Linked DNA regions of Mus musculus: regions 1, 2, 3, 4 and 5 are each linked to region 6. A link is a loop called in an ENCODE intact Hi-C map of the cell type or tissue named here. Cell type or tissue: left cerebral cortex. All regions are shown on one strand. Each heading gives the region's core, and the rest is flanking DNA. Links, peaks and the distances in the headings are about the cores only.

Region 1 (5,327 bases), core at 242-5,241, 760 kb before region 6:
TAAACACCTTCAGCAAAGGGGATGGATTGAAAAAAAAAACTCAAAAAAATTCAGTAGGCCAGTCAGGTCAATGTGGAGCACAACAAACACAGGTGAAGGACATGCTATCATCTGGCCTCCATCATTTGGCCCAGGGCTCTTCCCACTTTCACCAGAAACCTTTTGGACCCTAGTAGTGTTCAATGTAAACTCCTTCCCAGACAATAAAGTGCCTTCAGGTCACAGCCAGCAGAAGTGAGCATGATCCTGTTCCCTGAGATCCATTGTTGGTTCTGACTGCCTCCCCAAGGAGTTCTGCTGGCATCAAGAATATCTACCAAACAATCAGGATAATCAGATGGCTACAAGATAGGATAATAACAGCATAACCAACAAGAGTCAGGGCAATTTGGCAACATGAGAGCCCAGCTAGCCTACTACAGCAATCCCTGGATATCATAACATAGTTAAAGCACAAGAAGATGACCTTAAATCCAATCTTATAAAGATGACAGAGGCTTTTAAATAGGAAATGAATACACCCCTTAAAGAAATACAGGAGTTCTCTGGTGGAATTTTAGGGGTCACTTAAGTATACTATCATATGCAAATAGTGATATTTTGGCTTTGTCGTTTCCAATTTGTATCCCTTTGACCTGCTTTTATTGTCCAATTGCTCTGGCTATGACTTTGAGTAGTACTGAATAGGTAGGGAGAGAGTGAGTTGGCACAGTGACAGGCAGGTAGATCGGTGGAATAGAATTGAAGACCCAGAAATGAACCCATACACCTATGGTCACTTGATCTTTGACCAAGGAACTAAAACCATCCAGTGAAAAAAAGACAGCATTTTCAACAAATGGTGCTGGCTCAACTGGGAGTCAGCATATAGAAGAATGCAAATCAATCTATTCTTATCTTCTTGTACAAATGTCAACTCCAAGTGGATCAAGGACCTCCACATAAAACCAGATACACTAAAACTAATAGAAAATAAAGTGGGGAAGAGCCTCGAGCTCATGGACACAGAGGAAATTTTCCTGAACAGAACACCAATAGCTTATGCTCTAAGATCAAGAATTGACAAAGAGGACCTTATAAAATTGCAAAACCTCTGTAAGGCAAAAGATACTGTCATTAGGACAAAACAGCAACCAACACATTGGGGAAAGATCTTTACCAACCCTACATCCAATAGAGGGCTAATATCCAATATGTACAAAGAACCCAAGGAATTAGACTCCAGAAAACCAAATAACCCTATTTTTAAAATAAGGTAAAGAGCTAAACGAAGACTTCTTAACTGAGGAATACCAAATGGCTGAGAAGCATCTAAAGAAATGTTCAACATCCTTAGTCATCAGGGAAATTCAAATCAAAACAACCCTGAGATTCCACCTCTCACCAGTCAGAATGTCTAAGGTCAAAAACTTAGGTGACAGCAGATTCTGGTAAGGATGTGAAGAAAGAGGAACACTCTTTCATTGCTGGTGAGATTGCAAGCTGGTTAAACCACTCTGGAAATCAGTTTGACAGTTCCTCAGAAAATTGGACATAATACTACCTGAGGACCCAGCTGTACCACTCCTGGGCATGTACTCAGAAGATGCTCCAATATGTTATATGGAAACATGCTCCACTATGTTCATAGCAGCCTTATTTATAATAGCCAGAAGCTGGAAAGAACCCAGATGTCCCTCAACAGAGGGATGGATACAGAAAATGTGGTACATTTACACAATGGAGTACTACCCAGCTATTAAAAGCAATCAATTCATGAAATTCTTAGGCAAAGGGATGGAAATATAAAATACCATCCTGAGTGAGGTCACCTAATCACAAAAGAACACACATGGTATGTACTCACTGATAAATGGATATTTGCCCAGAAGCCCGGAAGACCCAAGATACAATTCACAGATGACATGAAGCTCAAGAAGAAGGAAGAGCAAGGTGTGAATACTTTAGTCCTTCTTAGAAGGGGGAACAAAATACTCATGGAAGGAGATACAGAGAAAAAGTGCAGAACAGAGACTGAAGGAAAGGCCATCCAGAGACTGCCTCACCTGGGGATTCAACCCATATACGGATACCAAACCCAGACACTATTGTTGATGCCAACAAATGCTTGCTGACAGAAGCCTGATATAGCTGTCTCCTGAGAGGGTCTACCAGTGCTTGACAAATACAGAGGTGGATGCTCTTAGCTAACCATTGGACTGAGCACAGAGTCCCTAATGGAGGGGCTAGAGAAAGGACTGAAGGAGCTAAAGAGGTTTGCAGCCACATAGGAGGAACAACAATATTAACCAACCAGACCCCCAGAGCTCCCAGGGACTAAACTACCAACCAAAGAGTACACATGGAGAGACCCATGGCTCCAGCCACATATGTAGCAGAGGATAACCTTGTCAGTCATCAATAGGAAGAGAGGCCCTTGGTCCTGTGAAGACCTAATGGCCCAGTGTAGAAATGCCAGGATCAGGAAGCAGGACTGGGTGCTTTGGTTAGCAGAGGGGGGGAAGAGGGGATAGGGGATTTTTGGAGGGGAAACCAGGAAAGGGGATAACATTTGAAATGAAAACAAAGAAAATGTCTAATAAAAAAGAAATATGGGAAAGTGCAATGAAATAAAACTGTTCAAGACCTAAAACAGGAAAGAGAATCAGAAAAAGAAAACACAAATTAAGGCACTCCTGGAGGCATAAAAATTAGGAAAGAGAACAGGAAAAACAGGTGCGAGCATCAACAACAGAATATAAGAAAAGGAAGAGAGAATCTCAGGAATAGAAAATATGATAGAAGAAATTAATGTGTCAGTCAAAAACTGCCTAATCTAAAATGTTTGTGACACAAAACATCCATGAAATCCGGGACACTATGAAAAGACAAACCCAAGAGTAATAGGAACAGAAGGAGACGATTCCTAATTCAAAATCCCAGTGCATATCATCAAATCTATCAATGTAACCCACCACACAAACAAAATGAAAGAGTAAAAAGTATATATGATCATCTCATTAGATGCTACAAAGCCCTTTGACCAAACCTGACACAATTTTGTGTTAAAAGTTATGGAGAGATCAGGGATACAAGGCCCATACCTAAACACAATACAGGTAATATAAGCAACCAAATAGGCAACAAAAAAATAAATTGAAAAGAACTCAAAGCAATTTTACAAAAATCAAGTACAAGATTGGGCTGTCCAAAGTCTCTTTATCTATTCAATATAGTCCTCTAAGTTCTAGCTATAACAATAAGACAACTAAAGGAGATAAACAAGATACACAGTAGAAAGGAAGAAGTCAAACTATTGCTCTGCGTATGATATGAGAATATACATAACTGACACAAAAATGTCTACTAGAGAACTCCTTCAGCTGTTGAACAACTTCAGCAAAGTGGCTGGGTACAAAATTAACTAAAAAAAAAAAAAAAAAAAAACCAGGCTCTTCTTTTTCTTTTTTCTCTGTGCCTAAGTTTTCTTTCTTTTTGTCTCCTTTCCCTACATTCCCCTTCCCCATGGTGACTTCCCTAGCCTCATCCTTGAGGCCAGTGAACTAACCTGAGAGCAGCTTCCCAATAAGCCTACCTTTAATATAATCTAAAAGAAAACAATCAGTATCTGTGGGAACTAAAGGGGGGCAGGGGAAAGAGGGGGGAGGGAGGATAGCTCACATCTGGCCAGAGTTCCTCCTATGCTCTGGGCAGGCGGACGCAGCATGGCTGCCAGACGCTTTCCACTTGGCCCCAGGTGGGCATCTAAGCCACTGACCCCATTTGACTGGGGGGTGGACAGGGGGTAGCCCCTGACCAGGGGCCCCAGGGAGACACCCTGTAGCTCACAGGGTTAAGGGAGAGAGGACTGAGGGAGAGAGGTTCCCACGCAGGCAAGAGTAAGCACAGATGAACAGAGACAGTCAAAGGAGAGAGAGAAGAAAGGCTAGAGTAAGAGGGAGAGGAGAGGAGAGGAGAGGAGAGGAGAGGAGAGGAGAGGAGAGGAGAGGAGAGGAGGGGAGGGGAGGGGGAAGGGGAAAGGGGAAAGGGAAGAGTCAGAGTAAGGGGAGTAAGAGCAAGAGAGCAAGAGGAGTAAAGTGGGGCCATACAGCCCCTCTTATGGTATGCTGCTATCTTTACTGTTGCTAGGTAACTGGGGAGGAGTTTAGTCTGAAGGTCAGAAGCTTGGGACATTGCCTATGTGACTACTAACCATGCTTCTCTTGTAGGGGCTTAGGGGGCGGTAACTTTGACAGGAGCCAGAGTTCCAGGAGACATGAGAGAACTCCTTCTGTCCCATGTAGGTGAATATCACCACCGGGTCCTGGGGTTCAACATCTAGCCTCAACTGGAAACCAGGCTGTCTGTGCATAGCCTAATGCCCCACAAGTATCCCTCTTTATACAAATGATAAACACCCTGAAAACAAATTAAGAAAACAACACACTTCACAATAACTACAAATAATATAAAATATCTTGATGTAACTCTAAGCAAGCAAGTGAAAGAACTAGATGACAAGAATTTCAAGTCTCTAAAGAAAGAAACTGAAGAAAATATCAGAAGAGTCCAAGCACATGGATCAGTAGGATTAACATAGTAAAAATGGCCATCTTACCAAAATCAATCTGCATATTCAATGCAATTCCCATCAATATTCCAAGAATACTTTACAGACCTTAAAAGACCAATTCTCAACTTCATATGAGAAATCAAAAGGCCCATAATAGCTAAAATAAAAGAACTTCTAGAAGTATCACGATCCCTGATTTCTAGCAAAACTACACAGCAATAGTAATAAAGGCTCTATGGTATTGATATAGAAACAGAAAGGTTGATCAATGGAATTGAACTAAAGATCCAGAAATAAACCTACACACATACTGACACATGATATTTAACAAAGAAGCCAAAATCATACAACAGAAAAAGAAAGCATCATCAACAAATGGTGCTAGTCTAACTGGATGTCAGCATGTAGATGAATGCAAAAAGATACATATTTATCACCCTGCAGAAAACACATGTATAGGTAGATCAAAGACCTCAATATAAAATCAAATACACTAAATCTGCTAGAAGAAAAAGTGAAGAATAGCCTTGTACACACTGGTACAGAAGACAACTTCCTGAAAAGAACACCAATAGCTCAGGTACTAAGATCAACAATTAATAACAGAGACCTCATGAAACTAAAAGCTTTCTGTAAGGCAAAGGACACATCAATGCTACAAAATGATAGCCTACAGAATGGGAAAAGGTCTTCACCAACCCTACATCCAACAGACAGCTAAACCATTCCTGAGCATATACCCAAAGATGATCCACCACACCACAATAACACTGGC
Region 2 (5,327 bases), core at 208-5,207, 230 kb before region 6:
CCATGACTGTGTAGAAGGCATGGCAACAGGCTAGGCTGGAGATGGCAGCAGAGGCAGGAACATTTCATCTACATGCAAAAGAGAGAAAGAGAGGGAGGGAGGGAGGGAGGAGGGAGGGAGGGAGGGAGGGAGGGAGGGAGGGAGGGAGGGAATGAGAATGAGAGAGAAAACAGAAGAGCAAGTAGGTTATGGCTATAAATCCTCAAAGTGTGCTATAGGTGGTGCCACACTCCCTCAGTAAGGCACCCCTATCTCCCAAATGCTCCCTAACATCCTAAGCAGCACCACAACCTGGTAGCCAAGTGTTCAAACTCATGAACCTATACAGGGCATCTATCAGTCAAACTGCCAGAGCAGTGAAAGGACAACTTTGAAGTGAAGTTCCCAGAATTAAATAGCACATGTATGTTAAGAATTCTATAAGGCAGATGTCTGATCTGTGGTTGTGGAGAGCTAACACATTGCAGGATAGGACCTAAATTTATCTTGAACTATTAGTGCCCTAAATAACCATTTATTCTGTAAAATTGACCTAAATTTTATGTGGTCATTGAGCAGGTCCCTTTATGTTGACAAGTCTGGGGAAAAAAAAAAAAAAAAAAAAAAAAAAAAAAAAAAAAAAAAACCAAAACTATTCTCCAGAGAGAAGCCGACTTGGAACCCTGGACAATACAACTTGACAGTACAGACCTGGGCTTTCCCAGTGCCCTTACCTAGTGGATATCTATCCTCTCCCTGACTCTTCCTCTTCTCAATAAGTATGCAGTTTATGTCTTCAGAACCCAACAACTTCAATTCCAAATGGCCTTCCTCCAACAGTGCCACCAGGATTGACGGAACAGGCAAAGGGAGTGCTCAGTTTGACTTGTAGCATGAGAAATTTTCTGAGCATTCACCAATGGAGATCCAGGAGATATAACAGCCTTAGGAACAGAACAGGAAAGAGGATTTTGCCTTATTCAGCTTTAGTCCCCTTCTCAACACAAAGCAGTTCAAATACTGATCTTGATAAATTATGGAGAAAAGTGTCTCAGAGAAGTTGAGAAAGTTATGCATAAAGCACAGCTTAGCAATCTGGAACTTTAGTTATACACACCTCTCCTAACGATGCACTAGCAACCCGTTGGCAACCTTGAATATCCATTTGCACCGAATTGTATCTACACCCCACTCGAAACAGTGGAATAGGTTTTTCCTTCCTGTAAAGACTGTTAGACATCGACAGTTTCTATTCAGTTAGATTCCAGCTATATAAGAATGGAATCCTAATCCAGTTTGAACTAGTCTTGTGTGTATATGCAATAAGGAAAGATGTGCTCTGAGTGAACTTTTAGGAAGAACACACCATTTAACCATCCTATGACTATGCAAAGTTGGGTGTGCATATGATTAAAATAAAACACATTATAGGAAAGGACGTGCATAGTGACAAATGGCTTACATAATCTGCTCTGTCAATCAAAACAGAGAACCACTGACGCTACATCCTTTAGCAACTAAATGTCTCCTTTTCTGGAAGACCATAGAATGAACCCTCCAAATAATAAGGGCCTTTGAGTGTGCTCACTGATGTGGCCCGCTGTCGGCTGTGTATATCTCTTATTTGTACTATGGCCTTGTTTTGTTGTTAGCTTGCTATACCTATGCACTGTTATTTCAGTTTCTTGAACAAGAGACCAAGAATGTGGAAACGCCCAGCTCTGAACCTAACAGGCAAAAGCTACACCAAGACGGTTAAATGAGAGGGCAGAAAGCAGTGGCATCCACTTGATATCAGGCTGGAGGAAAAGTCTTAAACAGTCACCACGGAGGAAACGTCTAAAACAGTCATGTAAACATTATTAATGGGGAAAGAAATAGGGGAAGGTCAGAGGGGCGTGGAAACAGTCAAAGTTTAGGGTGTTTAGAAAAAGAGAGCCAGCCCAGAGAAAGAAACCAAAGGTGAATGCAGACCACTAGAGAAAAGATGAGCAGGGCAGAGGGGAGGGTGGGTTTCCCTAAGTCCAGGGACAACCTCAAAAGGCTACACCCTAAGGGGGCAAACATGGGAGCGCGTGCATGGGGACACAGCGGGTCCTAGCGCGTCTTCGCAGAGCTCGGCGCGACCGAGGCCAACGGTGGCCACGAGCACGCGCGCTCCCCTACCCGCACCACTTCGGCGGGGGCGGGGCACGGTGGAAGCGGTGACGTCAAGGCAGGGCGCGCGCCTCGGGGCCGCGGACGGAGCCGGGAGGCGGGCGCTGCGCGCGACCGCGGGCGGAGCGGAGGGGCGCGGGGGGCGGAGCGCGGCGCAGCCAGGAAGGCGGGGGAGGAGAGGCCCGGGCGCCGCGCGGCAGCTGGGGAGGGGGCCGCGGCTGGGCGCGAGCGGAACAGCTGATCTGGTTTTCCCGAAGCCAGGGAAGATGGAAGTCGGCTAGCGGCGACTGCGGCGCTGCGGGCGGACCGGCGGGCTGCGCGGCAGGTAAGCGGCGCTGGCCACGGTGCTGCCGGCGGGCGGCGGGCCGGGCGCAGCGGGCAGGTGCGATGGGGCGCGCGGCGCGGGGTCGCCCTGCGCTTGGCCGGGAGGCGAGTGGGCTTGGGCAGGGGCTGCAGGACGCTGGGGGCGCAGGGCTCACACTGCGCGTCTGCATTGCGGGAACAGTTCGGGATCTCGTGGGCGCCACGGGCACCGGCTCCGGCTTCAGCCGGGCGAGGGTAGGGCGCGGCGCTCCCGCTGGCTCCGGCGGCTGCCTCCTGGCCCTTTTCGCGGTTCCGCACTGGAACGTGATGGCAAGCGCGCGGGACTGGGCCCTCGGTCCGTGGGGGCGCGTTGGGGGTCCGAAGGGCAGGGTTAGCTCAGAGCGGCGCCTGAGGCGGCTTGCACAGGGGCTATGGCTACGTGGGTCACGGTGGCCCCCGCGTACTTCTCTGGGTCTGACTGGCCAGCTGCGAAGGGTTGATGCAATTTGGCTCTGAACCCAGAGGCCTTCCCTAGTATCTCCTCACTGGAGGGGGAAAATTGTATCTGCTGTGCTTTAAGTGCTCCTTTAAATTTGGGAGATGTCAGTGATGTCATCATTAACTAAAACTTTCCTTCATTGGACATAACCGCTCAAGTGTACCCTCCTCCCGACCGGTACAGCTACTGCAGCTCTTTGAGAATCTTAGCCATCGAATTTGCTTCTCTGCGCTCAAAACTCGAAAACCTCATAAAGTGCAGTTTTTATTCTGTTGGCTTGAAGATTAGTACATTTGAGAGAGTGGCTGAAAGAAAATGTGTCCCTACAGGTCTGGAAATCAGCTGATCCAGAGCACACAGATCCATCAGGTATGGCAGTACATGCTTGTACCTTGCCTTATCTCTGTTAATGAAAATGACCTGTATGGGAAACACTTCTTTTTTTTAAAAAATCTATTTAGTGTGTGTCCAGGCAAAGGCAGACAATGGGACTAGAGCAGGGTCGTTGCAGGCCTTGATTGCTTCAGGTGAATCTGAAGGGTTCCTCCATCACCAACATCCCCGTCTAGGGTGTGCCTGGGAGAGGTGCTGGTTACTCTAGGGCTCTTTTAGCACTTGTGTGTCCCACCAGACCCCAAGACCTATCCAAAGCGTTCAAGGAATATGAGAGCCTAAGATCTACACAGCACACCAAGTTCTGGAAGAAAATTCCTCAATAAATGCCAGCAGCATGCCCTCATTTGATTATATGAGTATGCCATTAGTATCTGCTCTTATGGGAACAGCCGAAAGCTAGTTCCCAAGACAGTCCGAACATCTACTTAGGCCTGTTGTATCAAAAGGAGATCTAATAAGAGACCAAAGTATTGATGTTTTTGTATTTAATAATTAATGGCACCTCCTAATTGGTTAAAATAAGGATGCCTTAAATTATTAGTGTGATCATATTGGGTTTGCAAGGAACTTAGTGCCATATGCCACAGGAAGGTTTGAATCTGGAACCCTGGAAATAGTGGTTACTGTAGACTTTTGGTGTTCAGGGTGATCGTGAATGCAAATCATTACTTCATGGAGTCTGGCTACATACTAATCACAACTGTGCCTAGATTAGGTAGCAGATGTACCTTTGGGAAGTAAACTTCTGAGCCCCCCCCCCCCCATTGCTGGAGGAGGAGAGGGAGCAGCCACCAGTGAGTGAGCAATGTGTACATCATAGTCTCTGACCTCTTGATAATGTCAAACTTATTCACAGCGGTATGCTGAGAGAATAACCCATGGAGTGAAATTGGCCACAGGTACTGCTCTTCTGTGGTATTTCTCTTACACAGGTTGCCTTGTGAACTTGAGCTCGTGTTAGGTGCCAAGATCCTTCTGTGTTTAAAGTGCCTTCAGGGGTGAGTGGTTTTAGTGCCATGTACTGTGGAAATTGAGTCTCTGAAACTATGGTGGCCTTTGTATCCACCGTCTCCACCTGTACACTTGTGAGAATTTATTCGTTGTAACTATGAATACTCAACACTAACTGTTTCCTCTAGATGTATAGGGATTAGTAACATTTTTTTCCTGTAACATTTTGAAAACATCTCTGAAATGTATTTAGTTGAGTATTATGCTCTTCATTTCTAAGAAGCCCAAATTGCTTTATCTTGCCATTTTTGTCTGTCCCTCTGGATTTTAAGGTCATTCATCCTTGACTTAGGCCCATAGAATAAAGGCTGAGTCAGCTCCTGCCAAACCAGTAGGGGGCGTGCTGGATGTGCCTTGGCTGTGCCTCTACCAGATGCTTGGAGAGAATTACCAAATATTTATGTTGGATGGGTGGTTCCTGTGTGTGCATGTATGTGTATCTCATGCATAATCTCCTAATTTCCCCCTCCCCCACTGTGTGCCCAAGGAATGGAAAACAGAGAGGATATGCACTTGAGTGGCCAGATGTGGGGGCCATCAGTGTGAGCCTTCTGAATTGCCCCTGTCTTTGAAGAATAGCTGTTGGTACCTACCACACCTTGAGGCTGAAGACTTGATTTCAGGAGTACTGTTTTGGAGACAAGAGTTGTCCTCATCGACATGCAGTCCTGTGTGCTGGTGAGAGCCACCCTTGGCAACCTCCTACATAACAGTTGCCCCTGGTGTTCATTTCCAACTGACCAAACCCAGGCTCTCTGTGTTGTGGTACCTCCCAGGTGACCTGCTTGCCCTCCTTGGCAGGGTTATCAGCCTTGAGGTCTTTCTGATGGAAAAAAGCAAATGTTTAATCAATGTTCAGCTTTATCCCCTAGAAAATGAGAACAAGAGAAAGTAAACAACTACTTTTTTTTAAAATCTTAATGTGGTTGATATGTCCATAATGTACGCCTCCAGTTATTCAGTCATGTGACCCTGGGAGGCT
Region 3 (5,327 bases), core at 67-5,066, 86 kb before region 6:
GTATTTGGCATAAACTGTTCATCACTATGTACTCCTGTCTTTGTGATTTCCACAGTCTCGTCTGTTCTGGGATCTCTTCTGAGCCATAAACAGAGTAGGAAGAATTACTCATAATCTCAGACAATGGACGCAGACTTATTATCCTCCCCATATAACTTCTGATGTGGGGACATCATACAAAGTGTAAGGGAGGGAACAGAGCCTTGCTGGATTCATTCTTTCCAGTGGGAAGCAAATTGGAAATGGTAACTCCATTTCTTTATTCATATTCTAATGATCCCTTCTAATTCTGGGTTTGATGAAGCAATCAAAAAACTGTGACTAAGAATGGAAGTATATTTTGTAAGTGGAGGAGGCCTGAGTATGTGAAATCTGGTCATAATCTCCAAGACAAGTTGCTTTAAAATGGTGTGAGGACTAGAGCTTTAGCTCAGGATTAAAGTGTTAAAGCCTTTACCTGGTATGGACAAGATCCTAGGATCAATTCCAGAAGAAGAAAAGGAAATAAGAAGGGGGGGCAGAAAATATTGGGGAAAGGAGGAAGGAAAGGATCGATCTGGGCTTTATGGATTATACTTGTAATCACAGAGATTTGGAGGCTGAAGCAAGAAAATGCTCCAATCTGGTGTTACTGGGGTCTCAAGGAACCAAAGCACAGACATACACATGCTCACGAATGCATGATTATGTATCAGCTGAAAATCTGTCAACTAATAAGGTCAGTAGTTCAGGGAACTGACTGCCACTGAAGAGATAGTTGTGATGCAGCAGAATAGCACAGGCCTTTACCACCAGTTCCTCTGGATAGAAAACTCAAGGGCAGCCTAGACTACAGAGTGGGTGCAAGGCTAAGCTTGGAACTTAATGAGAAGCCCTTTCTCCACCTTTCAAAAAGTAAAGAGAAGGCTGAGGGTGTGACTCAGCACTTGTCTAGCATAGAAAATCCCTGCAATTGATTCCTGCTACTGTAAGGAAATAGGGAAGGGAGGGAGAAGTGGACAGTTGTTCACAGTTCCTGGGAGAAGGGGGCATGTCATGCCATGTCACAGGGGGCCACCCAGGGAAGCACAGGGGCTGGTCAGGAAGTCAGGAGAGGGACGGCTGTGGGCAGGGCTTTTGAGTGGTTTCTGATGTAAGGAGTAAGGACAGAACTAGCCAAAGAAGCAAAGGCCCTGAGCATCAACACATGTAGATGTGTCCAACACAGAGTAGGGATAGTTCTTCTCCTTTGCCCATGCCCTAATTGATCATCTGTCTTTAGTGTTGGATTTCAGGAGTTCACTATAAATTTGACTAAATTCTTTTGTCAAGTATGTGGTTTGTAAGTCTGTCTCAGCCTATAACTTCTCTCTTTACCTTAATATATATTAATATATATTTATATTTTATATGTTTAATATATACTTGCATATTTGTAGGTCTCAGCATTGCATTTGATAAGTGTGTGCAATGTATAATATGAACAAATCACACTTATCATCATATCCATTACCCCAAACATTTGTCATTTCTGTTTGAAAAATATTCAAAATCCTTTTGTGTAGCTGTTTGGAAATATATAATAAATACTTTTATGCCTCAGGATCTTTCATGGAGCTTTAACTTTGATAATGTTTAATGTATTGGTTTTATTATCAAGGTCACAAAGACCTATGCCCCAAATATTTTATTCTAACATCTCATAGGTTTATGTTTTATACATAAGCCTACTATCTAGCCAGGTGTTGAAGCATATTTCTATAACCATGGCACTTTGTGGACACAAGCAAAATAAAGAGTTTGAGGTGAGGGGCTGTAGAGATGACTCAGTGGATAAGACTGCCTGCTCTTCTAGAGGTCCTGAGTTCAATTCCAAGCAACCACATGGTGGCTCACAACCATCTGTAATGTAATGCTCTTCTGGCATGCAGGTGTACATGCAGATAGAGCACTCATATACATTGAACAATTAAAAATAAATCTTTAGAGAGAGAGAGAGAGAAAGAGAGAGAGAGAGAGAGATATTTTGGGGTCAGCCTTGCTACATGAAAAGGCCCTATCTCAGAACACCAGATCTAAATCTCCCACCCATCCTGACTGATAGCCTATGAAGTGTGAGACTGGGGTTAAAGAGGTGAGACTTTGCTGATTGACATCCAGTTTGCAAATGGCTGCAAATGCTTTCGCTCCCTTTAGCTTCATCTTTGACGTTGCCAGAGACCAAGCACTTGCTTCCCCAGCACATAAACTAAAGAGAGTGACACAGAAAAGCTTACCATGGTCTCTGTACAAGGATGGCATGCAGCTCTCTGAAGAAGTCTGTTTGAATGTCATTAAATTGTTTGCTTAAAATGACACAGTTTATTTAAAATTTCCCTAAAGAAAAAAGAAAAAAAAAAAACAGTGTAACATGCCAGCAATCAGCAACCAACAACCTCTGGAGTGTATACTTTAATAGATGAATCATATGACATGTGGGTAGATTTTCTCAGTAGAGCTGTTTTTGCCCAAAGGGATGAGGGGCAATCAGTGGCCTATGCTTTTACACACTGATGTCTGATTTCTCTGTATTGTACAAAGATCTATATAGCTCAATAGTGAGTGCCTTCTATATAACCCCAGGTGTATAGCAGATGGTGTGTGTCAAGTCCCTTTCACTCTTTTTTTTTTTTTTTTTGAGATAAGTTGTAGCCCACACTATCCCACACTCACAGTGTAGTGGCACCAGATGGCCTGGAACTCTCATTAATCCTCCTGCCTCAGCTTCACTATTACTGAGATTACAGGCATGAGTTACCATGCCTGTCTTACATCAGAGAGTGATTACTCCCATTTCATTAAAAAAAAAAAATGTAACTGGGTGCCATATGGCTGCCCAGGTTACTCCTGTCTAGGAGCCTCTATGGTGTTTTTCCATAGTGACCAAACAAAATGTTATTTTCTCCTCATCTTGGGATCAGTTGTCATCCTTGGGTGTGTAGATGACAGCTCCCTAACTGACAGGCGCGCAGTGACACCTTGTGGTTTTGGTTTGCAGCTCTTAGATAGTAAGCATGCTAAGCCCTTCCCATATACCTGCTGGGGATTTCTACATTGTCTCTGAGAAATGTCTGTTCAGTTCTTTGCCCATTTTTAATAGATTGTGCAGTGGGCTTTTGCTAATGAATTAGATATATTTTACAGATTTTGAAAATTAGCCCATTTGTATGGTTTGCAAACCTTGTCCCCCGTCCTGCCAGCTACCTTCCATCCCACTGGCTTTTCTTTCTCTATGGAAGCATCTTAGTTTGATGAAGTCCGTCTTGTCAATGCTCTGGGATCACAGCCAAGAAGCATCTCCAAGACCGAAGGCAAGAAGAGTTTCCCTTATGTTCTCTTTGAAAAAAACAAAACTTTAAATTCTCAGGACTTATATTTGATAACTTAATCTGTTTTTATCCTTTGTCAAGTATGTGGCTTGCATCTTAATATCTGGGGCAAGATTTGAATGTGTAAGGTAAGATTAAGTCCATTTTCTTTCTTTGGCTATGACTATCCAGCCTTGCAACACCATTTGTTAGAGGGACTGCCTTTTCCTCATCAGGTCTTCTGGCAGCCTTGGAAAGGATCATGTGACTTGATCTGTATTGCTCTGTCTGGGCTTTCAACCCACCCCACCATCCACATGTCTACTTTTAGAGCAGTACCATGTGGTTTTGACTATTACAGGCTTTTAATACACTTGAATTGGGAGGTATAATGCCTCCAACTTTATTCTTGTTCAAATTCTCCTGTGTACTCAAGGTCTTTTTTTTTTTCCATACAAATTTACAGTTTCTCTTTTTATGTTTCAATTGGATTTCCATTATGATGTTTTTCAAAGATTGCACTGACTCTCAAGATCAGTTGTGTATTATTGACATTGTAACACTTATATTTTTTTTCAATTTCTGAACATGAGATCTCTTTATGTATAACCGTGTCTTTTATTTCATTATTTAGTGTTTTAAAGCCTTAACTTCTTGGTTGAGTTGATTCCTAAGGATTTTATCCCTTTGGCTGGTATTGTAAATGGGATTGTTTTCTTAATTTCTTTTGTATTAGTTCATTGATGGTGCTGTGTTTCTCTCATATCCTGAGATTGTAATAAATTCATTGATCACTTTTAGTATTTTTTTCTCTGTGGTTTTTCTGCTTTCTATATTGGCTCGTCTGCCTAGATGATCTCATGTCTTCCTTTCTAGTTTGCAGACCTTTCATACCTTTTTGTCTAAGTAATCTGTCTAGGACTCCTACAATCCTGTGAATAGAAGTGGCAGAATGAGCATCTTGTTTTGTCTTTGACCTTATCCTTATGATGTCATGAGGCTTACCACAGGGGCCATTATTGTGTGGAGGTAAATTCCTTCTGGTCCGAAATTATGGGAGCTTTTGTCATTAAAAATTGTTGGATTTTTGTGATTGTTCTATGTCTATCAGACCTTGCAGATTTTAGTCTTCCTTTTATTTTCTGTGTGGTGTAGCACATTGGATAACTTCGTGTGCTGAGCCATCCTTGCATCTTAAAGGTATATACTACTTGGTAATGGCAAGCAGTCTTTTTGATGCAGTATTACATGTGGTTTGCTAGTATTCTGTTCGTGATATTTTCACCCATGTTTATCATGGTCTTAATTTTTTGTGCTATCTTTATTTTATGACGACAGCAATGATAACCTCAGAGAATAATTTGTGCCATTTGGGAGACAGAGGCAAGAAGACTGTCACATGACTGAGTGCGGGTTGGTCTACATAGTGAGTTCCAGACAAACTAGGGCTACATTGTGAGATACTATCTCTGAGAAGGGGATGTTCCCTTCTATTTTGTTGAATAGTTTAAGAATATTGGTATTACCTTTGAATGGTTGATTAAACACAGTGGTTGTTTAAGAGATCATTGTTTATTTTCCATGTTTCTGTGAATTATTTTATTTTTCTCATTTTCTGTGAATTCTCTTAATTTCCTTAACGGCCTTTAGTTCAATTTTACTGTACTTAGGGAAATGTTTGATATGTTCTCAGTCTTGCTAGACTTGTTAAGTCTATCCTGGAAAACCTGTAGACTTGGAGAAGTGCGTCTTCTGCTAATCCTGGTAGAATGTTCTGCCTGTTGCACCCATTCTATCCACAGGGTTCTCAGTGACTACTATGTCAGCTCTAGAGCTTCTTCCTGCTGGATTTTCTTTCTGTCTGAGTGTTTCACCCATACTTGACAGGGACCACAGAAACTTCTTCTTCTTCTTCTTGTATTGTTGTCTCTTTCTTTCTTCTCTGTCTAGAGAGGCATCCCTATGAATTTCTACAGTTTTCCCTTCTTGGAACATTTGGAA
Region 4 (5,327 bases), core at 254-5,253, 120 kb before region 6:
GTGTGTGTGTGTGTGTGTGTGTGTATACATATATATATACATACATATATACATATATATATATATACACACACATACATACATACATACATACATACATACATACAAATTTTAGTTGGGTTATTATGTCTAGTTCTTATATTTTAGCGATTACAGTAAGAACTTTTGTTTCTTTAAAAATACAAAAATATTATAAGAATTTGTTTTTATTTTAAACCCAGGAGTGGGACATGGGGCTGCTTCAGATTGTTCACAGCAACTGACTATGATTTGCCTTGTGCTCTAGCAAGGGTATGATTTTGCCAACAGCAGATAGTTTCTGTTGTTGTGTGGTGTTTGGAATTCTGGGGACTTTTCAGAGGGCATATAAATGCTAGGACCCCAAGAGGAGCTGTTGGTAGGTTGTTAGTTGGTTTGCAGTTTTGTTGGTTGCTGTTAGTTGCAGTTTTTTAAAAAACAAAGAAGAAACAACTATAAGAAGAAATTAGGTATCCTGATGTTGAAGATCATACTTGCCCCCAAAGAACTCAACACCCCTAATCAACAGGAAGTAATCTAACAATAAGGATGCCTCTTTCCCATTTATCCTTTTTTTTTCTCCTATCTAGTGTTAGGTAGTTGAAATGGTGGAAGAAAACACACATAGTAGCTAAAAGTCTAGCTACAATATACTAACCATCTGTCAGATGTGTAAAGCAGTAAGGATCTTTTCCCATTCTGTAGCCTGCTGCTTTGTATAGATGATGTCCTTTTTGACATAGCCTGCTGCTTTGTATAGATGATGTCCTTTTTGACATATAGGTAGTCAGTTTCATGCCTTTCCATCTAATAATTTTTCTTCATAGTGACTATGCTGTAGGTGTCTTGTTTAGAAAGTTTCTCCAGTGTCAATGAGTCCAAGACTATTTCCCACTCTCTCTTCTATCAAATTCAGGATATCTGATATCATATTGATGTTTTTAATGCATTGGAGTTGAGTTTTGTGTGCAGTGATAAATGTGGATGTATTTTCATTCTACTAGATGCAGCCATCCAATGTGACAGCACCAGTTTTTGAAAATGGTTGAGTTAGAAGCCGCTAACTGGTGATCCCCCTGCCTCAGCCTTCCAAGTGCTAGCATTACCAATATATTCTTTATTTCTTATTTTACCGTTTTAACCTCTTTCTGTTTTCCTTCTTTCTACTACATTTGGTCTTGACTTGTTTATTTTTCATATATACTTAAGGTGAACTTGCTTATTGACTTCAAGCTTTGGAGGTTTTCCTATATGTATTTTAGATCTATGAATTTCTTTCTGAGCACAATTTAGCTATATTTTCAAAACTTTACATTTTATTGTGTTTATGTTTTTAATTATTTTATATTTTCTTGTGCTTCCTCCTTTTAGCTCAGGAACTACGCACATGTGTGTTATTTAGTTTCTGGGTATATGGAACTTTTCATTATAGTTTATTTTTGATCGCCGCAGTCCAATCCCACCACTCTGGTGTCAGATGACATCTACCATATTGGGTCAGCATTTTAAAGTGGGTTGAGATGTTCTTAAGGCTCAATATACAGCCTGTTCAAAATGAGAAGAGGGCTATAGCTTAAAAGTAGAGCACTTGCCTGCTGTGTTTGAAACCTGAACCTTATTCCCCAACCCTAGTGTTTTAATCTAGTTTTCCTCTTTCAGAAAACAGTGGCTGGCTTATTACCCCTATCTTGTCTTCTATATTTTTGTTTCTGTTTTATTTGCTTCCAGTTTTTATTATTGTCTTCTAATTTCCTGTGTTGGTTTTGAATTTAATTATTTATTTTTTAACAGTTTCTTACCTGTATTTGTAAATTGATATTCTCTTCATCACCCCAAGATGCCTTTCTATCCCCTGCCCATTTATACAAGCCCTTTTCTTTTCCCCAAGTAGTGTCTGTGTGACTGCACATTTGCATGTGTGCCAGTCTTAGGTCTTGTGTTCATGGTGGTCACAGCAATGCCATATCTATCAGAGACCCATTGCCTGGCTACCTATAGTTGTTCTTGTCTGGTCTTTTCAGTTGTCCCTCTGCCAGTATAACACCCTTAGTTTCTGAGGGCAATCTTCTCGTTGTTTTGCTGTATATATTAAATCTTCTAACCATATGGAAACCTGCTGGTAATCTTTTACTTTGATGAAAAGATTCAGAGAGCATACCTTGTATGTTCTTATCCTTTGAACACTTTAAAATGATATGTCTCAAGAAATAATGTTCCATCTGTAAAAATATTTTGGAGGGTCTGGAGAGATGGCTCAGTTGGGGCAAGTGCTTGCTTCATAAGCAAGAGCTTCTTAGTTTCAAACTCCAACACAACTGTATATGGTGGCATGTGTCTGTAACCCCAGAATAGAGGAGGGAGTCAGAGATGGGAAAATCTTGGAAGCCAGACAGTCTAGCTAAAGCAGTGAGCTCCTATTTCAGTGAGAGACCCTGTCTCAGAAAGTAAGGTGGAAAGTAAAAGAGGAAGTCATCTAATGTTAACCTTTTGCCTCCACATACGTACACATAGATGCACACAACACACACACACACACACATGCACACACACACAAGTGTAATCTGAAGCTCTTGTGACATGATTCTATTTGTATCAAGGTAACTGCTTTCAGTGATATGCTCAAATTTGGTTTTTCTACTTAGGGTTCTTTATATTCCTAGTAGACATCTGCTGTGTCAGAGTCCATTCTGTCATCTATTAAGGAGTGACAGCAGTTTCCACTAGCTGAAGTTACCTGGTGTGTGTCTATACCATTTGCATCCTTTCTGTATCATGTTTTAGATGTCTTTCAACCAGTCTACAGTTGAATTTGCACTCAGTTGCCCACCTGCTGCTTTTAACTGGAGCATCTGTCTCTTTGCATTTAATTAGTGTCATATTTGAGTTTACATTCAGCAGTCTCATTAAGTACTTTCTCTTTGTATGTCTTACCTCTTCTAGTTCTTTTTCCTCTTTTCTACTTCATTTTAGAAGATTTTTATCTAAATGTGAGTTTTCAATGTGCATCCAGAATCTCGCCTCTTTTCATCATCACCCTGCTGCCATCCCTTGGTCCCTTCTCCTCCTCCCTGAGGATGAGACAGAGGCCTCCTGAGTCATCTCATAGCTCTTCTCCTTCCTCCTACTTCCCACTCCCCCCCCCCTGCCATCTGCACACAGAACAGCAGCCAAAGAGAGTCTCTAAGCATGCAAGCTCCACTACCTTAGCTTGTAAGTCTGTAGTGATTCCTGGGTACACACAGAGGGGAAACCATTATCATGTAGCTTCCTGTGCCTCAGAACCTCAGTTCTGGCTACCTCTACATCATACACTTTCCTTCAGATGCATGTACCCACTTGTAGGTCCTCAGCCTACGTGGCTCTTCCCCAAGGTTCCTGCACTGGCTTGCTTCCGTCTCCCTTTTGTTACAGACCGTTGACATAAAGCACAGCCCTTGCTCCTAAGGGACTTAGAGTTTCTTCTGAGTGACCATTGCCTGTAAGCACAGAGTCAGGTTTTTCTGAATGACATGGTCCATCATAGTTGTGACTGCGTGAGGTCTCATTAGTCAGAGAACAATTACAGTCAATGTGTTTACTGAATATATTGGTGGGCGCATCAAGGATATGAGTAACAACGGAGTAGGGAATGTCTACTAGACTTCAGATGCTATCTGGTGTCATTCTTTCTTACCTGTGGGTTAATGTTAGCTAGTAGCCTGCTAATTAAATATACTCCAAAAATGTTGCCTGACATTCAAGAAGATGCTAGGTCAGATACTCAGGTGGATGATAAATAGTTATTTAGGGAATGACTGTGGCTGTCAATCTATACCATTCCAACTGAGTCCTAATCTGTCCTCGGTCTGCAGAGTACAGACAGGGATTTTTCAGGGACCTTCATCTTAAAAGAAGCATTTTCTCAGTGAGACCTGCTCTGAATGTCTTCCTACATGCCTCAGCTCTCCCTTTGGCCTGTTTACATTATTAACCATAGTACCCAGCCATCTTCTGCATCCTGTGCAGGGAATGAATGCTGTGGGTATAAAAGAAGCCCCGAGGAACTCTGCTTCTTCCGCCGACCGATCCTCATGGATCCCCAGAAGGGCCCGCCCATAGGAGATGTTCCAGTGCTGTTGTTAAACAGATGTGGGGCTTTCTAGTTGCCTTTGTAATGTGGGAAGGACACACACACTTACCTTAACATTGCCCTAGAAACGACAACACTGAGTATTTAACTAATAAAAAGGCTAAAGGGTGCTGGCATTGCTATTTTCTTCTCGATTTTGCAATGAGCTGTGACAATTTTCAAGACATGCTTTTATCTTATATTGTTTTGTTTTGTTTTATTTTACCTTGAAAAGTGGAGCAAGAGTAGATATTCGGTTGTTCTCTGCAAAGACACTCAATTCGGGAAACTCAGTATTGAACTGCATGACTTTGCAGACTGAAAGCTATTACAACTCAAGTTGTAATCTTTACAGAAATTGACCAAGCTGCAGGCATTTATCAGCTTCCCACATTGGCCCCACGTGCTTAGTGGTTTAGAGAGCTCTCAAGCCACTTGATCCAGAGCACTTGACATAAAAGTGTCTTGTGCTGATAACTCATGCCCCAGAACCTTCCAGAATCCATCCAGAAATTACGGAGTTGAATCCTGCAGCTCCCAGGAATGTAGCTAATTCTAAAGTCCCTCCTGGCATACACTGTCTTCCCTAGAGACAACTTTACGTAGTCGCTGCGCCCAGACAGGGTAGCATTTAAGGGAGTCTAGAATCCACATGGGAGCAGATTGTTTTGAAGGAACCTGGAGGCCATCTAGAGGAGTAATTGGAATAGTCTTCCAGATGGAATGCTATTCATAGACTGTGACTCTGTCCCGAGTGAATGCAAGCCATTGGATTTATTGTTGCTTGCACTCTCCTGAACCCAAGAGGCTGCAGCGTCTGGATTTCCCACGGACAGGCAGCAGGTACCTCAGTGTACAGGCCCAGGAAACATCACCACGTGGGGTCCAAGTACTAGATTTCTGCCTCTCAAGGCAATTCACAGCACCAGCCAGCTAATATAACCGACCTCAGAGGAAAGCTGTTGCAACAGATGGTCCTCCTGGACTGTGGGAGCTAAGGATCCTGCCCTGCTCCATTGTAATGCCTTAGCTCAGAACAGATCAGGCAATGGCTTTCTTTCTCTTCTCTGAGTGTCTTTGCTTCTCAAGTACAGAGGGTGAGGGTGGCTGGAGCTACTCCCCCTATGCTGAACAGGTGTGTGCTCTTATTTCTATTCTCCACCAAACTCCTCACCTCTCAATACTGCCACGATGCTAGTTA
Region 5 (5,327 bases), core at 219-5,218, 750 kb before region 6:
AAGACTTCTATGTCTGTGTTCATCACAAACTCATTCACGGTAGCACGAAAAGCACATGGAAACAGTGAAGAGGAACACGGAAGTAAAAGTAACATTTAAATATAATACAGATATACAGGGGAGCACGAGACAGCCGTAAAAAGAATAGCATCCTGACACTGAGACAAGTTATGAAACATCAGATCCTGCTGAGAAGTGAATGCAGAGAGCTGGTACAGAAAGGTGAGCATATACTCTCTCTTCTCTGTGGAATGTTAAAAGGTGCTTACATAGAAACCAAGAGACCTGTGGTTAGTGTAGCCTCAGAGTAGAGGAAGGGGGGGGGGGGGAAGGCTGATACTGTGCTGCATTCTGAAGTCAGCCAGAGACATCAGCCTGCTCTCACACAGAGCTCTTGCCCTGCAGCTATGCATAGTACAGCTGGTGCCCCACAACTCAATAAAAAGAAATAAAATAGGAAAGGTCATGATTGCACCTAGATATGTTGTAGGAGAAAGTTTATTGTGAATAAAAGAGAAAGTGTATTTAGAGGCAGTGATATTTAGGAGGTATATATATATACATATACCATGTGCACACACACACACAACATAAGAGGTCCTCAGTGCAGATCTATCCTAGAAAAATATATAGTTATCCTGGGCATACCTCACCTTACACTATTTTACACATACAACACACACACACACACACACACACACACACACACACACCTGATTCCTCTATATAATGTCATTAGTATATTAGTATGTGTGGTCTCTAGGGTTGTAACAATTTTGCACAGCTCTAAAGGCAACCTGAGAAGTCAGCCCTAATGAACTCTGTAAACTAACAGCTGCTACCTCTACCACAGGAGGGCGCCAATACACCACCCACCTGTGGTTGTTTAAAGAAGCAAGTTATTAGCAATTGATACCAGCTGTCAAAGGAAAAATTAGTTTTCTGCAATGTAGTGTCACTGGGTATATCAACCACACTCCAGGCAGGCAGGCCCCATGACCAGGAGTAGTTGTCTTATTGGGTTTTGTGGGGGTGTTGTTGTTGTTGTTGATGTTGTTGTTGTTGTTGAGAAGAACATAAAGTTGGATGATAGAGTGGTTGGGAGGATCTTGGATTTGAGGGAGGAGAAAACAAGATCAAAATAGAATATATGAAGCCAGGAAGTGGTGGAGCACTCTTATAATCCCATCACTAGAGAGGCAGAAGCAGGCATTTTCTGTGAGTTGAAGGCCAATCTGATCTACAAAGTTCAGGACAGCCAGGGCTCTTAAACAGAAAAACCCTGACGTGTGTGTGTGTGTGTGTGTGTGTGTGTGTGTGTGTGTACATATATACATATATATTAATACAGAGATTTTAATAAAATATTAAATTATTGGTCAAATCATAACTCATTTGTTGAAAACAACACACAGCACTCAAAACATTGATTAAAACAACAATTGTAGGAGATTGGGGGTAGTCAAATCATGCAAATTAAGTAGGACTGAAAATGATATTTATATTGATTTTTTTCAAGGACTCTGGCTTTTTAAATCAATACACATTGATTAGCTTCTACATAATCTAAATTAACAGTAAGGTCTACTGCAGTTACCTTTGAACTTTCAGAGTCAGCAAACAGCTTGCAACATTTTCAGTAGGTAGAACGCCACTGGTGTTGGTTCACTGGATAAAACAACAAAAACTGCCCCTCTTCCCCAGTAAAACCACAATTAAATATTCTTAAATAAAGTTCCTTACCTTAAAATGATAAATTATACACAAAAAAATGACTGCTTTCAGAGGCACAACCATAGACATGATGGTTTCAGACAGATGAACAGAAGCGTGTGTGTGTGTGTGTGTGTGTGTGTGTGTGTGTGTGGTGTGGTGTGATCTTGCATTTAGGGTTGAGGGCCCAGCCCCTGGCAATCCTCAGTGCAGGACTATCCTACCAAAATTGTATAGTTATCCTAATTATACCTCGACTTACACTATCTGCACCACCCCAGTGGTAATCTGCAACAAACTTGAGTTCTGTCCCAGAGAAACCAGCAGATGCAATATCTACCTAGGCAGGCACAGTGTTTCAGGCCTCTCTAAGCACTTTCTAGAATGTCTGGTCCTGTAAGTTTTGCTAACCAAATTTACCTTCTTCAGATCGAGTGATGACACTGGGTCAGGGATATTTAACAGAACATTACCCTGATTGGGGGGGGGGGGGGAGGAACCATTAGAATTCACCTTCCAGAGTTGCCAAAAGAATCACACAGGCCCCAAACCCCTCAGCATGAGAACACGTTGCAGGTGTGTAACTGTAGGTTTCTTGGTGTTTGTTCATCTTCCCCAGTCAACAGTTTACACATCCACATTAATAAATCAATTTGCTTGAATATCTATTTAAGTGCAAACTTCATATTGCATATCAAAGCTGTACTTGCCACCTAAGGCAAAGGTTTTTCTACTGCAGTAAATGTTCACTTACACGAAATCCCTTGCAGTATTCTGAAAGGCCTCAAGTCTTCCATCATATCGACATTTATATACAGATCCATTTTTATGTGAGAAAAGGATGGGCATGATTGAATACAGATGGATATTCAACTTGCTAAGTGAATATAAAAACATCTGGATGCACATATGCAGGACTCCCTTGTGTCTGCCCATGCTGAGGTGGCCACGAGGACGATGGCCTGGCAGTTTTCACTTTAGATCTCAAGCAGCCTGACGCCCAGATGGTGACATAGCAGGCATTCTAGGCAAAGGTCAGCCAGACTTCTGTCTACTTCCCATGCAGGGTCACAGGTTTGTCTACAGACATTTCACATCTACATGGGTGTCTAAGTCCAGAGCTTTAGAATCGAACCTCTATACCTGCACTGCTAGGAGTTCATTGCACAGAAAATAATGTAGAATGAAGCCTTTGTCTGGAAAGATGCTCAACAAGTGGAAGTGTTCTAAACGCAGGTCTTTGCAGAAGCTTCTTTTCAGTGAACAGGTCAGGACTTTTTACTACGGCTCCCTAGGGCCAGTTCCATATGGGCAGAACTACATGAGTATAGAAGACCAAAACTTGATTGCTTCGGTCCTGATGCCAAACCCACACATGTGTTCTTACAGAGGTCCAACTGCAGTACTCTGTACAGAAGCCCGCAATACCAAACCTCAGACAGTTTTTTGTTTTGTTTTGTTTTTGTTTGTTTGTTTGTTTGTTTTTAGTTCACAAAGGACAACAGAGCAATCAACCACTGGGGAATGGTCCTTCTGAGAGAAGGGTGCAATTGCTATATTTACCACAAGTGGGTGCTATTGTACAGCCTATCCTGAGACACAGTTTTAAAAACTGAGCCCAGAGAATAAGCATCTACTTGAGATGTGTATTTACATATTTATACATTTATGAACACTGTAAATTCATTTAAAAATATAAATATATGCCTATGAGTGTAGACAGAAATACTTCCTTCCCAAGTCTGTGTACGCTGTGGATTCCATCTAAGTCAAATTCCGGCACATTTTACCCCAATGATATCTCCAAATCCCTGTGACATCACAGACTTGGAAGCAAGGCAAAGCTCATCAACTCACCCTTATATATAGGTTCAGGGAACTGAACTTGGTCCTGGGCAAAAGCAGCAATGTGTTCTTGATCTCTGAGCCACCTCTCCAGCTCCATGAAAACACGTTTTTGGTTTTTTTTTCAACTTTCTGCCTTGAAACAAAATGTCCACAAGCCATGAATGCTGACACACCCTAAAGTCTCGGCTAAGTGAGGGTCAGGAAGCAGGAGAATCACATGAACATCAAAAGTTGGAGGTCAGACTGGGCAACAGAGACCACTTCTCTAACCAACAGACATTATAAATACATTTAAACAAAACACATGCAAACTTAGAGAAAATATTAGAATCATGCGTAAAAATATAAGAAGTTCAAGATTGTTACATAAAAAGAATATTTTATGGTGAGGAAAATGCCCTCATATTAATTCTGACACTGGTAAATAACCTAAGGAAGCAATTCCAAAACTAGAAGCATGACTCGGCAGCAGACTTGTGAAAATACTTCAAGAGAATTTTTTCTTCTTTCCAAATACATGGGCAGTTGTGTTGTGTATCTACACCTCATTGGAACCAACACAGTAGTACTTAATTTCCTTGATAACTGTGTACTTTATAATTACTCCTTTGGAGGTAACACAATGGTTACATGGTTACACAAACACAAATGGCAACATCTTTTTTTTTTTTTTTTTTTTTTTTTTTGCAGTTGTAGCAGTTGAACCCGTTGACTTAGCATCCAAGGCAAGCACAGAGATACAGCACGTTAAGTCTACTTCTTCTACTATCTCCTGTTGTTAAACATACAGGAAACATGCCCTCAAACACTGCTGAGGAGTAGGTATTGATACAGCCTGTCCAGAGAACAGGCTGCCAATTAAACTCACTGATTTACTATTGGGGATTTATGCTGGAGAAGTAAGCAAGCATGAACCAGTCCAAAGATTAACTGTGACCCTATTCATAGCACAATTGATTATAACACAAACCCTTTGGAACAAAACCTAATGTCTTTTTTTTCCTCCATTAATTTGTTTATTTATTCACTTTGCAGTCTGATGGCGGGCCCCTTCCTTCCTCTCCTCCAAGTTGCATGCTCATACCTCCCCTCATTCAGAGAAAAGAACCCTCCTGGGTACCCACCTACCCTGTCCTGACAACAGGACTAAGAGCATCCTCTCCCACTGAGGCCAGACAAAGCAGCCTAGCTATAGGAAAGGATTCCAAAAGCTCACAACAGAGATAGAGACAGTTCCTGCTCATATTATTGAGGGACTCACATATTGGATTCTTAGTTTGAAACTGTGTCATGTAAGCTTTCCTTGCTTCATAAGCATTGGTTCTATTTGATTTTTCGGTATTATATCTACTGAGGAGGCAGAACCCAGCACTGACTATGAATGTGATTCTCATGCCTGGCAGACATGGTCTTGGTCAGAAAACAACAGAGCATTGCCCACTAGTTAAATGACAGAGGAAATCCTAAGCTCTGTAGTCGACTATTAAGCTAGATTCAATTTCCCCCTAGCAGGAATCACTAAGGCCAGCTATTATTAGACGGACATATTTTCCTCAGAAGTGCCTTATCTCTTTCATCTGGTGCCATTCCCTGGCCTTTGAATGACCACAATTGAGTTCTGTCAAGCAAACCTAGAAAGGCTATCAATTACCTTCTCTATGTACATATACATGGCAGCCAGCTCTCTCTGATGGTTGGTACACAGCTGATTTTGTGTCTAAGAAGAGTACTAGCTGCACTTTCACACACCTGGACCATACTGTAAA
Region 6 (5,327 bases), core at 174-5,173:
AGGAGAGAGCCATTCCCGGAACTCACTCATTTCTCTTTGAAATCAAGTAATATTTTTTTCAACCCATCTGAGACTTTATAAAATTAGGTATTTTATAAAGCTCTAACTGGGAGACTTATCATTTTGGTCCTGCTGGCCTTGTGTGGTTTAACTGATCCAAAGGTTGACTCTATAACCCCTTGCTTGGTTGTTTCTTTGTTGGAGTACGAAATGCGTTAGCTCAGAAACCTGCAATCTCCAAACTCAAAATTTCACATCTCTGATTCCTTTTGTGGTGCTTAGAATCAAAAGCCTTATACATAGTGGGCAAAAGAATTTGAGGCTGATCTAGTCCTCCAACCCTAAATCTCCAGTTATCTTAAACACAGTCCAAACAAGCAGAGGTAACTATCATCTAGGCCAGCGCTTCTCAACCTTCCTAATGCTGTAACCCTTTAATATAGTTCCTCGTGTCATGGTAACCCCCAACCATAAAATTATTTTATTGCTACTTCATAACTATAAATTGTGCTACTGTTATGAACTGTAGTATAAATATCTGATAAGCAAGGTACCTGACAGGCCAGGGAGCCTGCATGGAGCTGCCTTGGGTCCTCTGCATGTATGCTATGGTTGTGCAGCCTGGTACTTTTGTGAGACTCCTAACAGTGGGAGTAGAGGTATCTCTGACTCTTGTGCCTGCTTCTGGGATCCTTTTCTCCCTACTCATTTGTCCCATCCAGCCTTGATATGAGGGTATGTGCCTAGTCTTTTTCCCCAATATAATATCTTTATTGATTATTTGATAATTTCACATAACACACCCTGATCACACTCACTTCGAAGTCCTCCCATGTCCACCCTCTCCCCCCCCCCCGCCGCACCCTTGTGATGACCCTCAAAAATAAAAAAGGAAGAAAGGAAAAAAAATAAAATTAGTCCAATCATGTTGCCTGTATACTCACTGGAGCATTGTCAAACTCTTAGAGGCCAGCTTCTTAAAGAAAATGGAGTCCTTCCCCACCACCCCTGGTTATGGCATCTTTGGTTGATATCCCTAGGAGGTCTGCTCTTTTCTAAAGGGAAATGATGGAATTTATCTGGGGGAGAGGTGCTGGGGAGGAGGGACTGAGGAGAGGAGGGAGGAAGGAGAGGCACTGGGAAGGAGGGACTGAGAGGAGAGGAGGGAGGAAGAACTGTGGTTAGGATGTAATATATGAGAGAAAAAGTCAACTTTAAAAAAAAAAGATATTTGATGTACAACCCCTGTCCTAACCCACATATTGAGAACTTATCTAGAGCCTTTTACCTAGCCTGAGTGAGGTAACCCAGTCACAAAACACAAATGGTATGCACTCACTGATGAGTGGATATTAACCCCAAAATTCAGAATATCCAAGATACAATTCACAGACCACATGAAGCTCAAGAAGAAGAAAGAGTAAAGTGTGGGTGCTTTGGTCCTTCTTAGAAGGAGAACAAAATACTCACAGGAGCAAATATGGAGATAAAGTGTTGAGCAGAGACTGAAGGAAAGGCTATCCAGAATCTGTCCCACCTGGGGATTCAGCCCATATACAGTTACCAAACCCAGACACTATTGTGGATGCCAAGAAGTGCATGCTGACAGGAGCCTGATATAGCTGTCTCCTGAGAGTCCCTGCCAGAGCCTTACAAATACAGAGGTGGATGCTCACAGCTCATTGGACTGAGCACAGGGTTCCCAATAGAGGAGTTAGAGAAAGGACTGAAGTGGGTCCCAACCCCATAGGAGGAACAACAATATCAACCAACCAGACACCCTAGAGCTCCCAGAGACTAAGCCACCAACCAAGGAGTCCACATGGAAAGTCCCATGGCTCCAGCTGCATATGTAGCAGAGGATGGCCTTGTCATGCATCAATGGGAGGATAGGTCCTTGGTCCTATGAAGACTCGAGATGCCCCAGTGTAGGTGAATCAAGGATGGGGAGGCAGGAGTGGGTGGATGGGTGGAGGAACAGCCTCATAAAAGCAGGAGGAGGGAGGATGTGATAGGATGTTTCTGGGAGGGGGGAACTGAGAAAGGGGATAACATTTGAAATGTAAATAAAGAAAATATCCAATAAAAAAATCAAAAAAAAGAAAAAAGCACAGAGGGTAGAAAAAAGATATTTGATGTGCAACCCCTGTCCTAACCCACAGGTTGAGAACTTATGTAGAGCCTTTTACCTAGCCTGCTAACCTCTCCCCAGGAACTGATAAAACACTTATCAGCTTTGTGTTGGTTTGACTCCAAACTCTCTGCCTCTGCTTGTGTGTCTGTGTCTACATAGTTCCTGTACATTGACATATATGTACGTAGAGAAAGGAGGAGAGAGGAGGGAATGTGATGTACCTATCACAGGGAATCAAGGTATTAGCACATGCAGTTGTGGGAACTGAAGGGGCCCATGATTTGCAGTAAGGAGGCTGTAGGACAGGAGGATTAATGGTGACAGCAGGCTCTCCCCTGCCAGCAGAGCTATATCCCTGGTAAGCATTTCTGTTCCACTCAGGTGACAATTGGATGCGGCCCAACCACCCTTGGAAGACTTCTCCCAGCCTACAGATTCCTATGCTCATCTTGTCAAGCGATATCTTCACCCAGAGTCAGAGATGTACCCAGAGTCACAGTTGAGGCTTTGTCTGGCACCTGGTGGCAGAGTCAGGTCTACATGGCAAATGAGCTGTCACAGCCCCTGGGATCCTTTTGCAGTCTGTCTCTTCTGGGAGACTTGTGCCTCCTCCCTTCTGAGCAGCAGCCTCCCTCTCCCTCAGGCCCCTGCTGTGCTTGCACCCACTCCTACTGTGGGCATCTTTCCAGAGAATGCTTGACTGAGCATCTCCAGGAGAGCTGTGTGTTCTACTGCCACCTTGTGGTCATGTCTTTATTTCCCTGCGCAGCCCCAGTCTCTCCCGTGCTGTCACTTCTGTGCAATTCCCTGATGAAGCTTTGCAAATCATTGGTCCCTTGTATATGCTGTGCTCTTCACCACCTTTCTCTTTCTCTTTTGAGAAGATTCCATTCCATTACTCACAAATGATAGGTGTGTAACCCCTATGCAGACTCCTTGTCCCTTCACACACACCTCTCAGCCATCATTGGTCACCACAGCTGTCCCCTGCATGCTCAGCCCATTATTAACTGATTACAAAGCACCCAGTAGTCTTCATTCATTTTTATGTCATCAACACCCAGGAGTGTCTTCCTGTACTGCTAAGTGACCCGGGGCCACCAAGCAGAATACTCTTGTTTACGTCCTTGCCTGTAGCTTTTGGCTGTTCCGTTTAGCTGTTTCTTAGGCTTCTATGAAAGTGTTTCTCCCTGCAATTGCACAGTCACTGAGACTAATTGTGCTCTAAATGTAGAGAAGAATTGAAAATCATGCTATGTTTATAAGCTTAGGTGGGGATCTTAGGTATACTTCTCAATATGTAAGTACATAAGCACATATACATTCATATAATAATAAAGCAATTTAAAAGATGGCCTGCTCAGCCATCATTGGGAAAGAGGCCTCTTGGTCTTGCAAACTTTATATGCCCCAGTACAGGGGAATGCCAGGGCCAAGAAGTGGGAGTGGGTGGGTAGGGAAGCAGGGTGGGGGAGGGTATAGGGGACTTTCTGGATAGTATTTGAAATGTAAATGAAGAAAATATCTAATAAAAATTGAAAAAAAGAAAGAAAAAAATAATAAAGCAATTTAAATTGTGGAACTGTGTCAACAGAGAGTTAGCATCTACAATCTATATAATTTTAACCTCCTTTCCTTTTATTTCTTTAAGATATATAACCAAATTGAAACTTTTTATATCAAAATTATTTAATAAGCAATATAAAATGATCAAACCCACAGTTTATTTTCATTTAGAGCTGTAAACATACTCATTAAAGTTAAAGTCAAACTGGGCATGGTCGCACAGAACCAGTAATCCCAGTGCCTGGGAGGCTGAGGCAGAAGGATTGCAGTTTAAGGCCTGCCTGGGCCACATAGCAAGAAAACATAAATAATGAAAAGGAGCCAACTGTTATCCAGACAAACAAATCGTGTCTACCAGACACATGAACTTAAGCCCTGTGGATTTTCTTAACATCAGTGTGAGTTTGTTGAAGAATAAGATGAGAAAATGAAGGTCACTCGTCGCCGTGGGCTTTAGAGAGAATTCCAAGGAAATTCTGGTATCTCTCATCTCAGTTTTCATGTACAGAATACACATACAGTGTATCAATGTATGTGTGCATATGTACATACATGTGTTGTATACACGCATTCGATATGTGCACACACACAGGAATTGGTACTGAGTATCCTACATTCAAGTCATTTCTTAGGTTGGTGACATTCTGATCAAGTCCACATCTTCTGGGAGTTTAGATGTAAACAACGGGCTGTTTACCAAGAGCCACCCTTCTTCTCCCTGCACAAGCCCCTAGTACTCATTTCTCAGGATCTTTGAACATCATGTGTCAGTGGAATGGTAGGGAGAAAAGCACAAACATTCCAGCCCAGCCTTGGCAGCCTGAATGGGCAGACACCACAGAGGGAAGATCTCAGTGACCTACAGGAGAAACTATGCCCTTGGGTTCTTTCCTTCCTGGCCAAGTGGGCTGGTACATTTTGAAGATGGCACACAATAACCGTGTGTACGCATGCATGGATTCCTAGATGACGGTGTGGAGCAGAACCACTGCCAGCCTGGACTCCTGGGATTGGCTGCCACGGGCAGAAGGAATTGACCTTTGCTTAGCGAGTTAATGACAAGGGATGTGAGCTCCACTGATTGCCACAGCTCAACTGACCCTAGTTCATTATTTTTATTGAATACAAAGGTGGCTGCTAAGTCTTCTGCTATATATTGTGGTTGTTTAGTTTGGGGTTTCTGTGGGACTCCTAACAGAGGGAGTGGGGGTGTCTTTGATTTTTTTTTGTTGTTGTTGTTGTTCTCCTTTGGTTATCATCTTTTGGAAGCCTGCTCTTTTCTGATGAGGCAACATAGGGGGAGTTGCTCTGTGGGAGAGGTGAGGTGGGGAGGAGCTTAGAGCAGTGGAGGGAGGGACAACTGTAGTTAGGATGTATTATATGAGAGAAGAATATAGTTTCAAACGTAAGAAATGTATTATTCTGTGTGCTATTAACTGTTTGATGCTGGCAGTTAGGCATCTGTGTTTGGCATGATTGAAATTTTAGGTGTTAAAAGCTGGCCTTATATCTCTTTGGTGAGTTCTCCATTCCTTGGTTTCTGTTGCTCTTTCTGGGTTTAGGGGTGTATGGTGACTGTGAGTTGCCTAATTGAAAATGCTTCTGTGTCCCTGCCAACTGTGACAAC

The links. Peaks named below come from ENCODE experiments on the same cell type or tissue, not always from the same donor. Only the 100,000 strongest peaks of a DNase experiment are listed, where the experiment ranks them.
Region 1: a loop joins it to region 6, with 2.5 times the contacts of the local background. A loop is called at or near these places in 11 of 42 quality-filtered maps.
Region 2: a loop joins it to region 6, with 7 times the contacts of the local background. A loop is called at or near these places in 6 of 42 quality-filtered maps.
Region 3: it touches region 6 in a loop (2.2-fold over the local background); 3 of 42 quality-filtered maps call a loop at or near these places.
Region 4: it touches region 6 in a loop (9-fold over the local background); 2 of 42 quality-filtered maps call a loop at or near these places.
Region 5: a loop joins it to region 6, with 5 times the contacts of the local background. A loop is called at or near these places in 12 of 42 quality-filtered maps.

What each region holds. Positions count from the first base shown.
Region 1 is chr7:62,912,731-62,918,057 of GRCm38, forward strand. No RefSeq gene overlaps it. Among named protein-coding and RNA genes, the nearest start is that of A26c2, 92 kb to the left of the region's middle. In left cerebral cortex, for the core only: no CTCF peak of the experiment used is centred there; no DNase peak of the experiment used is centred there.
Region 2 is chr7:63,442,467-63,447,793 of GRCm38, forward strand. It overlaps Otud7a (OTU domain containing 7A), which reads left to right and starts at 2,306. Exons shown (of 14, transcript NM_130880.1): 1 at 2,306-2,461. It overlaps 4930554H23Rik (RIKEN cDNA 4930554H23 gene), which reads right to left and starts at 2,063. Exons shown (of 10, transcript NR_131089.1): 1 at 1,097-2,063; 2 at 714-923. In left cerebral cortex, for the core only: CTCF peaks have their summits at 3,090 and 4,682 (motif pointing right); DNase peaks (open chromatin) are centred at 2,231, 3,017 and 4,786; H3K4me3 peaks cover 2,954 bases; H3K27ac peaks cover 2,085 bases.
Region 3 is chr7:63,583,715-63,589,041 of GRCm38, forward strand. All of the region lies in intron 1 of Otud7a (OTU domain containing 7A), which reads left to right. Among named protein-coding and RNA genes, the nearest start is that of Otud7a, 140 kb to the left of the region's middle. In left cerebral cortex, for the core only: a CTCF peak has its summit at 2,999 (motif pointing left); DNase peaks (open chromatin) are centred at 2,519, 2,746, 2,952, 3,284 and 1 more place; H3K27ac peaks cover 1,236 bases.
Region 4 is chr7:63,551,517-63,556,843 of GRCm38, forward strand. All of the region lies in intron 1 of Otud7a (OTU domain containing 7A), which reads left to right. Among named protein-coding and RNA genes, the nearest start is that of Otud7a, 110 kb to the left of the region's middle. In left cerebral cortex, for the core only: a CTCF peak has its summit at 4,839; DNase peaks (open chromatin) are centred at 2,401, 3,118, 4,841 and 5,051; H3K27ac peaks cover 2,949 bases.
Region 5 is chr7:62,921,584-62,926,910 of GRCm38, forward strand. No RefSeq gene overlaps it. Among named protein-coding and RNA genes, the nearest start is that of A26c2, 100 kb to the left of the region's middle. In left cerebral cortex, for the core only: CTCF peaks have their summits at 860 (motif pointing right) and 3,268; DNase peaks (open chromatin) are centred at 858, 3,313 and 3,514.
Region 6 is chr7:63,669,334-63,674,660 of GRCm38, forward strand. The region is part of intron 4 of Otud7a (OTU domain containing 7A); the gene reads left to right. Among named protein-coding and RNA genes, the nearest start is that of Gm39023, 180 kb to the right of the region's middle. In left cerebral cortex, for the core only: a CTCF peak has its summit at 2,874 (motif pointing left); a DNase peak (open chromatin) is centred at 2,805; H3K27ac peaks cover 210 bases.